3 separate regions of the Homo sapiens genome follow, and all the other regions are linked to region 3. Evidence: chromatin contacts called from ENCODE Hi-C or POLR2A ChIA-PET data. All regions are on one chromosome and are shown on one strand. The core of a region is the stretch at or near the end of the contact, and the rest is flanking DNA. Distances in the headings are between cores, read along the strand shown. Region 1 holds the start of LBR (lamin B receptor). Region 2 holds the start of FLVCR1 (FLVCR choline and heme transporter 1). Region 3 holds the start of EPRS1 (glutamyl-prolyl-tRNA synthetase 1).

The links. A loop is a pair of places that touch in the nucleus more often than their neighbours do. ChIA-PET counts read pairs that join two places held with the same protein, here RNA polymerase II (POLR2A). Pooled maps may share reads with other maps.
Region 1: a pooled map shows a loop between it and region 3 (12-fold over the local background). The contact joins the promoter of LBR here to the promoter of EPRS1 in region 3. A Hi-C loop is called at or near these places in 2 of 37 single-sample maps with no recorded cell type and 9 of 50 pooled maps.
Region 2: a pooled map shows a loop between it and region 3 (6-fold over the local background). The contact joins the promoter of FLVCR1 here to the promoter of EPRS1 in region 3. A Hi-C loop is called at or near these places in 1 of 50 pooled maps. POLR2A ChIA-PET finds 5 or more read pairs at or near these places in 2 of 52 experiments (MCF 10A and activated CD8-positive, alpha-beta memory T cell).

The regions. Positions count from the first base shown.
Region 1 is chr1:225,425,912-225,429,479 of GRCh38, forward strand. LBR (lamin B receptor) reads right to left here and starts at 2,127. Exons shown (of 14, transcript NM_002296.4): 1 at 2,043-2,127. RefSeq lists enhancers at 537-1,209, 1,210-1,881 and a silencer at 1,714-2,543.
Region 2 is chr1:212,856,907-212,860,466 of GRCh38, forward strand. FLVCR1 (FLVCR choline and heme transporter 1) reads left to right here and starts at 1,369. Exons shown (of 10, transcript NM_014053.4): 1 at 1,369-2,284. The coding sequence starts at 1,547. It overlaps FLVCR1-DT (FLVCR1 divergent transcript), which reads right to left and starts at 1,232. Exons shown (of 2, transcript NR_027286.1): 1 at 860-1,232; 2 at 1-12. RefSeq lists silencers at 1,470-1,529, 1,610-1,819.
Region 3 is chr1:220,044,595-220,048,061 of GRCh38, forward strand. It overlaps EPRS1 (glutamyl-prolyl-tRNA synthetase 1), which reads right to left and starts at 1,911. Exons shown (of 32, transcript NM_004446.3): 1 at 1,749-1,911. The coding sequence starts at 1,794. RefSeq lists enhancers at 1,064-1,621, 1,663-1,992, 2,053-2,122.

The sequences.
Region 1 (3,568 bases), core at 877-3,376, 5.4 Mb after region 3:
GCGTGTTCTTAAAAACTTATTTACTGGCATCTTTCCATTGCACTTACACACCACATACACAGTATCTGTGTAATATAAACGCAGGCCAGTGCCAAAAAGATTCTTATCAATTATTCTGGGTTAAACAAGTTAACACATATGGTGGATACCTGTTAGGTCTCTAAAGCTTACTTTTTAAAAGAAGAATTAAGATTTGCTTGAAAAACAAACAAAATGAACCGGCATTCTTCTTAGAAGACCATTATCTTATACACAAATGTTCCAAAAGATGAAGCCAACAACATGATGTGCACCCCCACTTTACACAAGATCCACACACAATTGTCAAACGTGAGGATACAGTGCAATCACATCCTAATATATTCCCCCACAGGAGTGAAATAGCCAGGATGGCACACAAAAGCCCCACATTTGTTCGTGTCACTCACTATGCACTCACCTACAGGAGTCAAGATACACACAGGATTTTCTTACAAGAGATGTTTTAGGCAAGTGTGTTTGTAAAGAAAAATTTTGTTCACTGCACCCAATGTCCTCATTCGCCATAAACAGGAAAAACACGGAGACCCTCAGGTTTTTCTCTATTAAGCCAGATGCCCGCTAACTTCAGAGTCAACTGGCACTGCAATCCTCACACATTCCAGCTCCGGTATGTTACTGTTTGTGAACACAACAATTCTCTGCTCATTAACATTACAGGGGTCTCCAGCCATCTTTCCTTCACTTCTCCAAATTCATCTAAACGTGGCATAGAGCAAGACGCTCGAATGACGTTGGACAGCTTCCTTTTCACACCTGAGCCCCGGTAGCCCCACTAGGCAAAATGCAAACAGGAACCCCGGGCCTTGCTCCGCGCCCTTTGCTTCATGAAGCAACAGAAAGGCCACCTTCCTGGCTGTAAAGGCAGAAGCGCCTTCTTCCCCATAAACATCCTTGGGCAGCTCATCATTCCCCTCCTGCTCGTTCTTCTCCCTCTTCCCAGGCAGCCTGAGAAACAAAACTTAAACTGGACTTGTTGCCTAATCTAAATTAGGATCCCTCTGCTCTTCTCCGTAGCTCCATCTTCTCCCACACACCAGTTACTACAATGCGTAACTACAGATCTACACGTGTTTACGTGCAAGGTCCCCGGGGGCCTGTTCACCCTGGCACTGCCCAGGCGCCGCGCCTCGCGCTGCAGGTGTCCACGCGCGGACCACGGTATCTACCGCGCCCTCGTGTGAACACCCGACCGGGCCCCGTAATCACTCTGGGAAAGCGCCTTCAACAAAGCCCTCCGAAAGCAAGTGCTTTACTAAGTGCCCCTTGAGGCTACTGGCAGTGCGAGGCTGGCTGTCATTAGAACATTTTTCTGAACCCTCAAAAAGGTGAAAAAGCAGGACCGTGCTTTAGCAGGAACACGCACACCCGCCTAAATACCCGATTTTTGAGACTGTCCGGGCGAAGGAATTCAACGCATAGGAGCGAGCAGCCATGCAGTGTGCCTGGAGAATCACCAAACCGCGACGACCACGACCCTCAAAGCCAGTGACAAGCAGCGCGAATCTAAGCCCACCTCGGCCGCAGACCCTTCCCCGTCCCGCCAGGCCGCCGCGCCCTGTCAGCCTCCTACTGCAGGACCGCGGGGCCGCCTGCTCATCTGTCAGACGGGCGCTCGGAGGGGCCGGGAGCCAGGCTGCGGTGGGGCAGGACAAAGGCGCCCACGAACCCTCCCTGCCGCCGCCGCTCCACAGCCGCGCCGCGCCGCCAACATGGAGGGAAACGTCCGCAGTTTAAAACCCCCAGCTCCATTTCCGCAGCGGGCCCGGCTCGGGCGAGCTCCAGCCTCGCCCGCCGCCGCCCCGACCACCCGACTGGGCCAGAAAAGGCGAGGAGGGGAGGAGACGAGGAGGCGAGGAGAGGAGGGGAAGGCCGCCGCGCCAGGCCCCGCGCCCAGGGTCCCCGGCCCGGCCGCTGCGCCGGCCTCGGGCTTCCTCCCCCAGCGGCCCCTCGAAGAACGCGCCGCGGGGAGCTGGGAGCAGGGCGGGGGTGGAAGCACTCACCTGCGCCAGGTTCCGGCGGTGACACGGACGGCTCCCGGAGAATAGTCGCACAGCAACCCGGCGGCAGATCCACGCGCGCGACGCTACCCGGCCGCGCTCTCGCGCCCCGCAGTCCCGCAAGCCGGGCGCGCGCCTCCCCGGCCCCGCCTCGCGGCGCTTCTCCCCTCCCCTCGCCTCCCCTCCCCACCGGCGAGGCCGCCCGGGGCTCCCATTGGCTCCTCGACCTTTTGAATCATCCCCGGCGCTGTCGATTGGTCGCGCGCCGTGGCGCGTCCGCCCCGCCCCACCCTGCCTGGGGGCGGGGAGGCCGGTGAGCGGGGGAAACCGAGTCTGGCGGGGCGGCCCGGAGCGCGACGTTTGCCACCGCCTTATCTCAGCCGCCCAGGCGCCCTCGCAGCACACGGAGCCCGCGCGCTCCCGCCCTTTCCCTCCCAGCGCTCGCAGCAGTGTTTGGGGTGCCAGGTGGCTTGGCGAACGAGATTTTTTTTTAAGCTACAAAGAAAACTAATACATTCTTGAAGTGATCACCAAAGATCCGAGCTCGAAAGCGTTTCTCGGTAAAACACTATGAGTGCCCTCCTTAGCGTGTTAAAATCCCACAGAAGCCCCTGGACCAAGCAGCGGCATCGAAGGCGAGCAGGGGCGCTTTTGTGTCCGCGGCCGCTGAACCTGCGTAGAAGCGAACCCGGACCGATGCTGGGACCGGCGGCGGGAGGGAGGGGGAAGAATGGCCGAGGGCTCCTACGACTTACGCTGCGAGGAGGGGCTCGGTTGTTACCCGAGATGCTGTCGAGATGCAGTAGAAAATCCCCAACACCGCGGAGCGTGGAACAAGAAGTTTTATGCGTTACACACCGAAACACAACTTGACCTGCAACCTACAAGCCTGGTTTTAATTGAACCCCAAAATGCTGAGTCATGTCATTGTTGACTCCGAATCTGTTACGGATCCTAAGCTTTTTTTTTTCTGCTAGTTTTCATTATCGGTTAGTTGATTTCCTTCCTTTGAGGTCGAGAGTTTAAAGCAGTCCATTGAAGTTCCCTATTTTGCAGTGTGGTTTTAATCAAAGTATTTCTTAACACCCTAACTAGGTATATTTAAGTGAATTGCTATTTTGGAAGCATTATTAAATTGTAATAATGAATAGAACTTTTCATCTATAGCCTAGCTTCAGCTTTCATTTTCTCATAGAACTACAAAACACCCAGGTTTACTTCTTAAAAAAAAAAAAGTGAAAATACATCGAGTTTTCTCAGTCATTCACATGCAGTGTGAATGAGTTCATCAGAGCCTTTCCTGAGAAGTTCTGACATCAAATTGTCATTGCCATCGAATTTGCCCTTGGTGGAGATCTGTGCAACAGAAATGCACATCGCACTCCAAAGTCAGAAAATCTTTTATTTTTGACAAACCCCCAAGTCTCAATTGTCTTAACCCTTGACATAAGATAATATTAGTCCTACCTCATAGAGTTTTGCAGTAAATTACACAGAAATAAAAGCGCTTATGGGGACCTAAGACAGAT
Region 2 (3,560 bases), core at 119-2,618, 7.2 Mb before region 3:
GGCGTTATTCCTCTGCTGGGACAGCATGAACTTATGAAACGTGGTCCTGTCTGCCCTAAAGCCAGGGTCTCACCGACAAGGACAGCGATGCTGGGGCGAGAAATAAAGTTCGTCCTGGGCCTGCGTACGGTACAGCGCCCTTGGGAAGCCCTTGTGGAGTTAAGGGTGATGCCCACTTCTTTGTCTCCCTCATTCTGTTTCGGTGGCTCTCTCGTTCCCAGTTCCAAGCTGCCCACTTGTTAGAGGAGCCACTGCTTACCAGGCATCTGGTTTAATAAAACATGGCTAGAGCGACTGCATGTTAAAGTGAGTAACTAGGCACTCACAAGGCACCTATAAGGTTAATGCTAAAGGTCTGAAAATAGCCGCATTCTAAGCTGACCAACAATTATAATTACACAATATTTATGGCCATACAGGACATCTCCCACCAAGTCTGCGGAATTGTCCAGATGTCCTGAGTTTTTTTTTTTTTTTTAGACAAGGTCTCACTTTGTCGCCCAGGCTAGGCTGGAGGGCAGTGTGGTGCGATCTCAGCTCACTGCAACCTCCGCCTCCCAGGTTCAAGTAGTTCTCCTGCCTCAGCCTCCTGAGTAGCTGGGACTACAGGCATGCACCACCACGCCTGGCTACTGGCTTTTTTTTTTTTTTTTTTTTTTTTAAATAGATGGCATCTCAGTATGTTGCCCAGGCTGGTCTCGAACTCCTGGGCTCAAGGGAGACTCCTGTCCGGCCTCCCACAGTGCTGGGATTACAGACGTGGCCACCGAGCCCGGCCCAGCCCTCTACTCAGAGATAACGTCAATGCGCAGGCTTAGGTTGAAGGATTAATGGTCATTAGTGCACCAACAGCCCCTACCTTTAGTGGGCACATCAGCACATTCCACGATTAATCACAGCTCCTCACAGCTGCCTCTAAGTAGTGACACTACCGAAGGACGGGAGTTCCTCCTCCTGCAGTCTGAGGACTTGCACTCTCTAACGGAGTAGATTCCAATAAACTTGCTTCCTTCACTGCGCTCTGTGACTCGCCTCCAATTCTTCCCTGAAGTAGACCCAAGAACCCTCTCTTGGGGTCTGGATCGAGACCCCTTTTTCCAGCAACACAACCCGCGGGGCCGCCTCCCGCCCACCCTCAGGTGCAGGAGACCCCGGGCCATGCATCCTTCCGGGCAGGAAAATGTCAGCCAGCGCTCGCCGGCCGCTTTCCTCCCCCGCCTCCCGAAGTTCTCGCCCGGTAGCTCCCCGACTGGCTCTCGCGCCGGACAAAGGCGCACGCTGATTGGCCGGAGGGCCGTAGTCATGCAGGACGCGCGACTCTAGGGGCGGGACCAGACAAGGGGTGACTGCCGCGCGGCGCGGGGGAGGAGACCTTCATCTGTTCACGCGGTAGCGCGGATTGCGGTTCGCGGCGCGCGCCACCGGGGAAGGAGCGGTGGGCCGAGGGGTTGGAGGTGGGGCCCCAGGAGGACCTCGGGCTGTGGGCCGGGAGAGCGGAGTCGGGGAGTGGGGCGGGGGAGCGAGGTGGCGCCGGGGAGCCTGGGATATGGCGCGGCCAGACGATGAGGAGGGGGCGGCGGTGGCGCCCGGACACCCGCTCGCGAAAGGATACCTCCCGTTGCCGAGGGGCGCGCCCGTTGGGAAGGAGAGCGTGGAGCTGCAGAACGGGCCCAAAGCGGGCACCTTCCCGGTGAATGGGGCCCCCCGGGACAGCCTCGCTGCCGCCTCGGGAGTTCTGGGCGGGCCTCAGACTCCACTGGCCCCAGAAGAGGAGACCCAGGCCCGGCTGCTGCCTGCGGGCGCGGGAGCTGAGACCCCGGGGGCCGAGAGCAGCCCGCTGCCCCTTACGGCGCTCTCCCCGCGGCGCTTCGTGGTGCTCCTGATCTTCAGCCTGTACTCGCTGGTCAACGCCTTTCAGTGGATCCAGTACAGCATCATTAGCAACGTCTTCGAGGGCTTCTACGGTGTCACCTTGCTGCACATCGACTGGCTGTCCATGGTGTACATGCTGGCCTACGTGCCCCTCATCTTCCCGGCCACCTGGCTGCTGGACACCAGAGGCCTGCGGCTCACCGCCCTGCTGGGCTCCGGCCTCAACTGCCTGGGTGCCTGGATCAAGTGCGGCAGTGTGCAGCAGCATCTCTTCTGGGTCACCATGTTGGGCCAGTGCTTGTGCTCGGTGGCCCAGGTGTTCATCCTGGGCTTGCCCTCCCGCATCGCCTCAGTGTGGTTTGGGCCCAAAGAGGTGTCCACAGCTTGTGCCACCGCCGTGCTGGGCAATCAGGTAAGTACTGGAGTGGTAGGTGAAAGTCAGATCCTTAAAAGACCGGAAAAAGTCATAGGCCGTGAGAACTATGGCCTGTATGGATGAACTGCCCCAGGAGGTATTTGTCTATAAAAGAGGAGATGAAGCCGTTGAATAGGAGGCCGTCTTGGATTGAAGTGGGCTATAAATTTCTTTGTAAGGACAAAATTTTCCAAACGACCTTGTCATCTTGCTTTGAAAATTACCTATAAAATAATTAACTGGGCCGGGCGCGGTGGCACACACCTGTAATCCCAGCACTTTGGGAGGCCGAGGTGGGTGGATCACTTCAAGTCAGGAGTTCCAGACCAGCCTGGGCAACATGGGGAAACCCCGTCTCTGTTAAAAATACAGAAATTAGCCAGGCCTGCTTGCGGGTATCTGTAGTCCCAGCAACTCAGGAGGCTGAGGCAGGAGAATCTCTTGAACCCGGGAGGTGGAGGTTGCAGTGAGCGGAGATTGCACCTTTGCACTCCAGCTTGGGTGACAGAGTGAGACTCTGTCTCAAATAATAATAATAAACTGTAACCATAATAATAATAATAATAATTAACTGTATTGGCTTGTGTATGCCTAACATGGAAAATTTGTCAATGCAGTAACGAACAAGACTTGGGGTATTATTTTTGTCACCAGTGTATTTGTGAAAGGAAGGTATTGGGTTCTGGGAAGATTGTTTCCATTTTGAGAGGTCATTGTGAACAGCTCCCTTTTAATTTCATATATTAGCAGTCAGCACAGTTCCTGGCACATAAGGGACACATAAATGACTGCTAACCAAAAGTTCTGGGCTGGGCGTGGTGGCTCACGCCTGTAATCTCAGCACTTTGGGAGGCTGAGGCAGGCGGATCACTTGAGGCCAGGAGTCTGAGACCAGCCTGGCCAACATGGCAAAACCAAATACACAAAAATTAGTGGGGCATGGTGTGGTGCATGCCTGTAATTCCAGCTACTCAGGTGGCCAAGGCATGAGAATCTACATGCTTATTGCTTTATAGTCATTTCCCTTATCTAAAAGTACAGAAGATGGAGTAGGTTGAACTATAGTTGTTTGTCCAAAATAATTTATGACTGATACTTGAGTTGGTTGCATCTGCAGGTTTGGACAGAAGCTATTATAAAGTTTTTTGTGTGTGTGGTTTTTTTTTTTTTTTTTTGTAGAAATGGGGTTTCTCCATGTTGCTCATGCTTGTCTCGAACTGCTGAGCTCAAGCTCTCTGCCCACCTCTGCCTCCCGAAGTGCTGGGATTACAGG
Region 3 (3,467 bases), core at 661-3,160:
GCGCACCTCTAAGCGCAACTACTCGTGTGGCTGAGAACAAGAATTGCTTGATCCTGGGAGGCAGAGGTTGCAATGAGCTCGGTCTCCAAAAAAAAAAAAAAAAAAAAAAAAAAAAAAAACAGTATCAGGAGCTTTAACTATAGTCTCACTTAACTCTGGCAACCAATCCTATCTGGAAGACATTATTCTCCCTTTCTTAAAACAAGGAAACTATGGGAGAAGCTAAATAAGGAACTTGTCAAGGTTTCACAACTAGTAAGTGGCAGCCAGGATTGGACTCAGGTCTGCAGAAACCAAATGTCTTTGCTCTCAATCATGAAGGCACTCTAATGCCTTTCCAGCTCAGGAATCAAACCCATTCCTTTTAGAGTTCATTGATTTGTTGTGCGGTTAGTCCATTACTGCAACCAATATGCCAAAACATTACCATCTTTTAAATGTTTAAAATGGCTATTAAGTTGTGTTTTTGTTCAACAACCTTAAAACATCACCAAAGTTGAGAATATAATGAATAATTTCATCAGCCCCACGTGGTCAACTGTATATAAAGGTATGGGCTTCTTCAACATTAGAAAGTACTGTGTGTGTATTATCATACATATGCATTAACAAATATTAGGTCAGGCTGGGTACTGTGGCTCACGCCTGTAATCCTAGTACTTTGGGAGGCCAAGTCAGGATGGCTTGAGCCCAGGAGTTTGAGACCTGCCTGGGCAACACAGTGAAACGCCATCTTTCCAAAAAAGACACAAACACAAAATTAGCCAGGCATGGTGGCACGCGCCTGTAGTCCCAGCTACTAAGGAGGCTGAGGTGGGAGGATCATCTGAGCCCGGAAGTTCGATGCTGCAGTGAGCCTTGAAAGCGCCACTGCACTCCAGCCTGGACGATAGAGCAAGACCCTGACTCTCAAAAGAAAAAAAAAAATCGGCAAACTACTTAAATTCTTCTGTGTAATTTCCCAAAGTAATGAAAAAGCAGAAATTCTAAGCAATCTACCAACAATAATCTTGGTCATGTCGAAAAAATAATTCCAAACAGAACTTAAGATGTGTCAGTAAGGTGACAGATCCAATGTTTACTCTGAAATTTACTACACATCCACAGGGTGCAGTAAAAGCAACCGCATCAGTCTACAGTGTACCTGGGTGTTTTCCCCAATTACCCTACCACATTTAATTAAAAATAAATGCAGCCTCAGTTGAAATCCTAAATGCTAATATGCTCGTCTGGGTTATTTCTTCTGAACTCGATAAAACGTAAGGAAAATTTGACTCAAGTGAACTGAGGATTTCTCCTGAGAGGAGGGACAGGACAGGAAAGGAGGTAAGAAAAGGAGTTGGGGGAAAAATGCTAAAAGAGAAGCGACGACTATTGGATTTTAAGTTTTAAAATCTTATTTCCACGAGCAACTCTCGCTCTCCGGGGGAAAAAGGGAGAGGTGAGTTGACTGGGAGTTCATCCCTCTGAGAAAAAGATCCGAAGCGGAGTCTCGTGTTGTCTAGCCCGGGCTCACACTGCGCCTCCCTCCATGCCCGGGAAAACCATCTTCAGGAGCAGATGCACCTGCCGGGGACACGGGGCGAGGGGTGCGGAGCCTCCTCCACGTACAATTCTGGGGCGAGGGGCAGGTCCAACATCCCAGATGGTGACCACCACTGCGCAAAGCCGGGGCGCAGCGACCTTCCACGCCCTGCACCCTCCCTGGCTGATGCAACCCACACAGGTCATTGGTCTCGGCCCCTTACCTAGCGGAGGGTCTCCTGAATTCACGGTCAGAGAGAGCGTCGCCATCTCCACCAGTCCGCTGGTCCACCTGTCAGTACGCCTGGCTCGTGCCAGAACTACGGAGGACCCCGCGAAAGGAAGAAGATGCAACGTGTGCGCGTACCCGACGCCGCCGCAGCCTTCGCTCCGCCCCTGCGCCGCAGCTACTGCCGACACCGCGCACGCCGCGGTGCGACATCGTCGCGCGCCGTCTTCGTCCCCGCCCGCAGGTTCCAGAGCCTGCTACCCCTCCTCTTGGCCGCCAGGGTTAGAACGGCCTGCGTGGCCTTTCGTGCTGCGGTGGGAAAGACGCTGAAGTGGACGGGACTTTACGACACTTCGTCAAGTCAGCAGGTCGTAAAACAGCAGGTTGTAAAACCATCTTTAAGATGGGATAGGCGTTTATGTGAAGCACGAAACAAAAGCATGCACTGTCTTTATGTAAAAAGAAAAGTCCTGGAAGCATACACACGATAGCCATGATTACGTTGGGAATGGGAGAAGTTTTTCTCGTTGTTTATTTTATACATTCCCCCCCGTTTTTTTTTTTCCAAAACAAGAACGTATTTTCAAGAGTTATTTGCGTGTTGAAAATAATGGTTAAAGGAAATATAAAAGACTCTTTAAAAATCACTGCAGGCCGGGCGTGGTGGCTCACGCCTGTAATCTCAGCACTTTAGAAGGTGTAGGCGGGCGGATCACCTGAGGTCAGGAGTTCGAGACCAGTCTGGCCAGCATGGTGAAACCCCATCTCTACTAAAAATACAAAAATTAGCCTGGCATGGTGGTGGGCCCCTGTAATCCCAGCTACTTGGGAGGCTGAGGCAGGAGAATCGCTTGAACCTGGGAGGTGGAGGTTGCAGTGAGCCGAGATCGTGCTACTGCATCCAGCCTGGGCGACAGAGTGAGACTCCTTCTCGAAAAGAAAAAAAAAAAAAATCACAGCAGAGGCCGGGCGCGGTGGCTCAGGCCTGTAATCCCAGCACTTTGGGAGGCCGGAGGCGAGCGGATCTCGAGGTCAGGAGTTGGAGACCAGCTTCACCAACATGGTGAAACTGTAGAGACGGGGGTCTCTACTAAAAGTACAAAAATTAGCCGGGAATGGTAGCGCGCACCTTTAATCCTAGCTACTTGGGGAGCTGAGGCAGGAGAATCGCTTGAACCCGGGAGGAGGAGGTTGCGGTGAGCCGAGATCGCGGCACTGCACTCCAGCCTGGGCGACAGACTGAGACCCCGTTTCAAAACAAACAAAAAATCACTGCAGATAGGCGCAGTGGCGCGCTCCTGTAGTCTCAGCTATTAAGAAGGCTGAGGCAGGATCGCCTGAGCCCAGGAAGATGAGGCTGTAGTGGCCTCGCCGTGGACTTGCCTGTGAGTAGCCACTACCCTCCAGCCTGGCCGACACAGGGAGAGACCTGATCTAAAAAACAAAACAAAAAAACCCTCCGATGCCGCCCCCAATCATGGAGTCCACAGGTGTTTTTTTCAGCGTCTCATCTGATTCTCCCTTTCAAATCCTTTGTGACGGACGTGCATGCATGAGCTCCAGAGATACTCCAAGGTGTATACACACATTCGTGTGTGTGAGCTGCACCCATATTTCAAGGGCTGGTGTTAAAGTACGGGGACCCGGGATGGATTCCAAGAACCATCTCAACCACATCCTCGCCTACACTTTTTCTTAACCTCCCCAAGACATC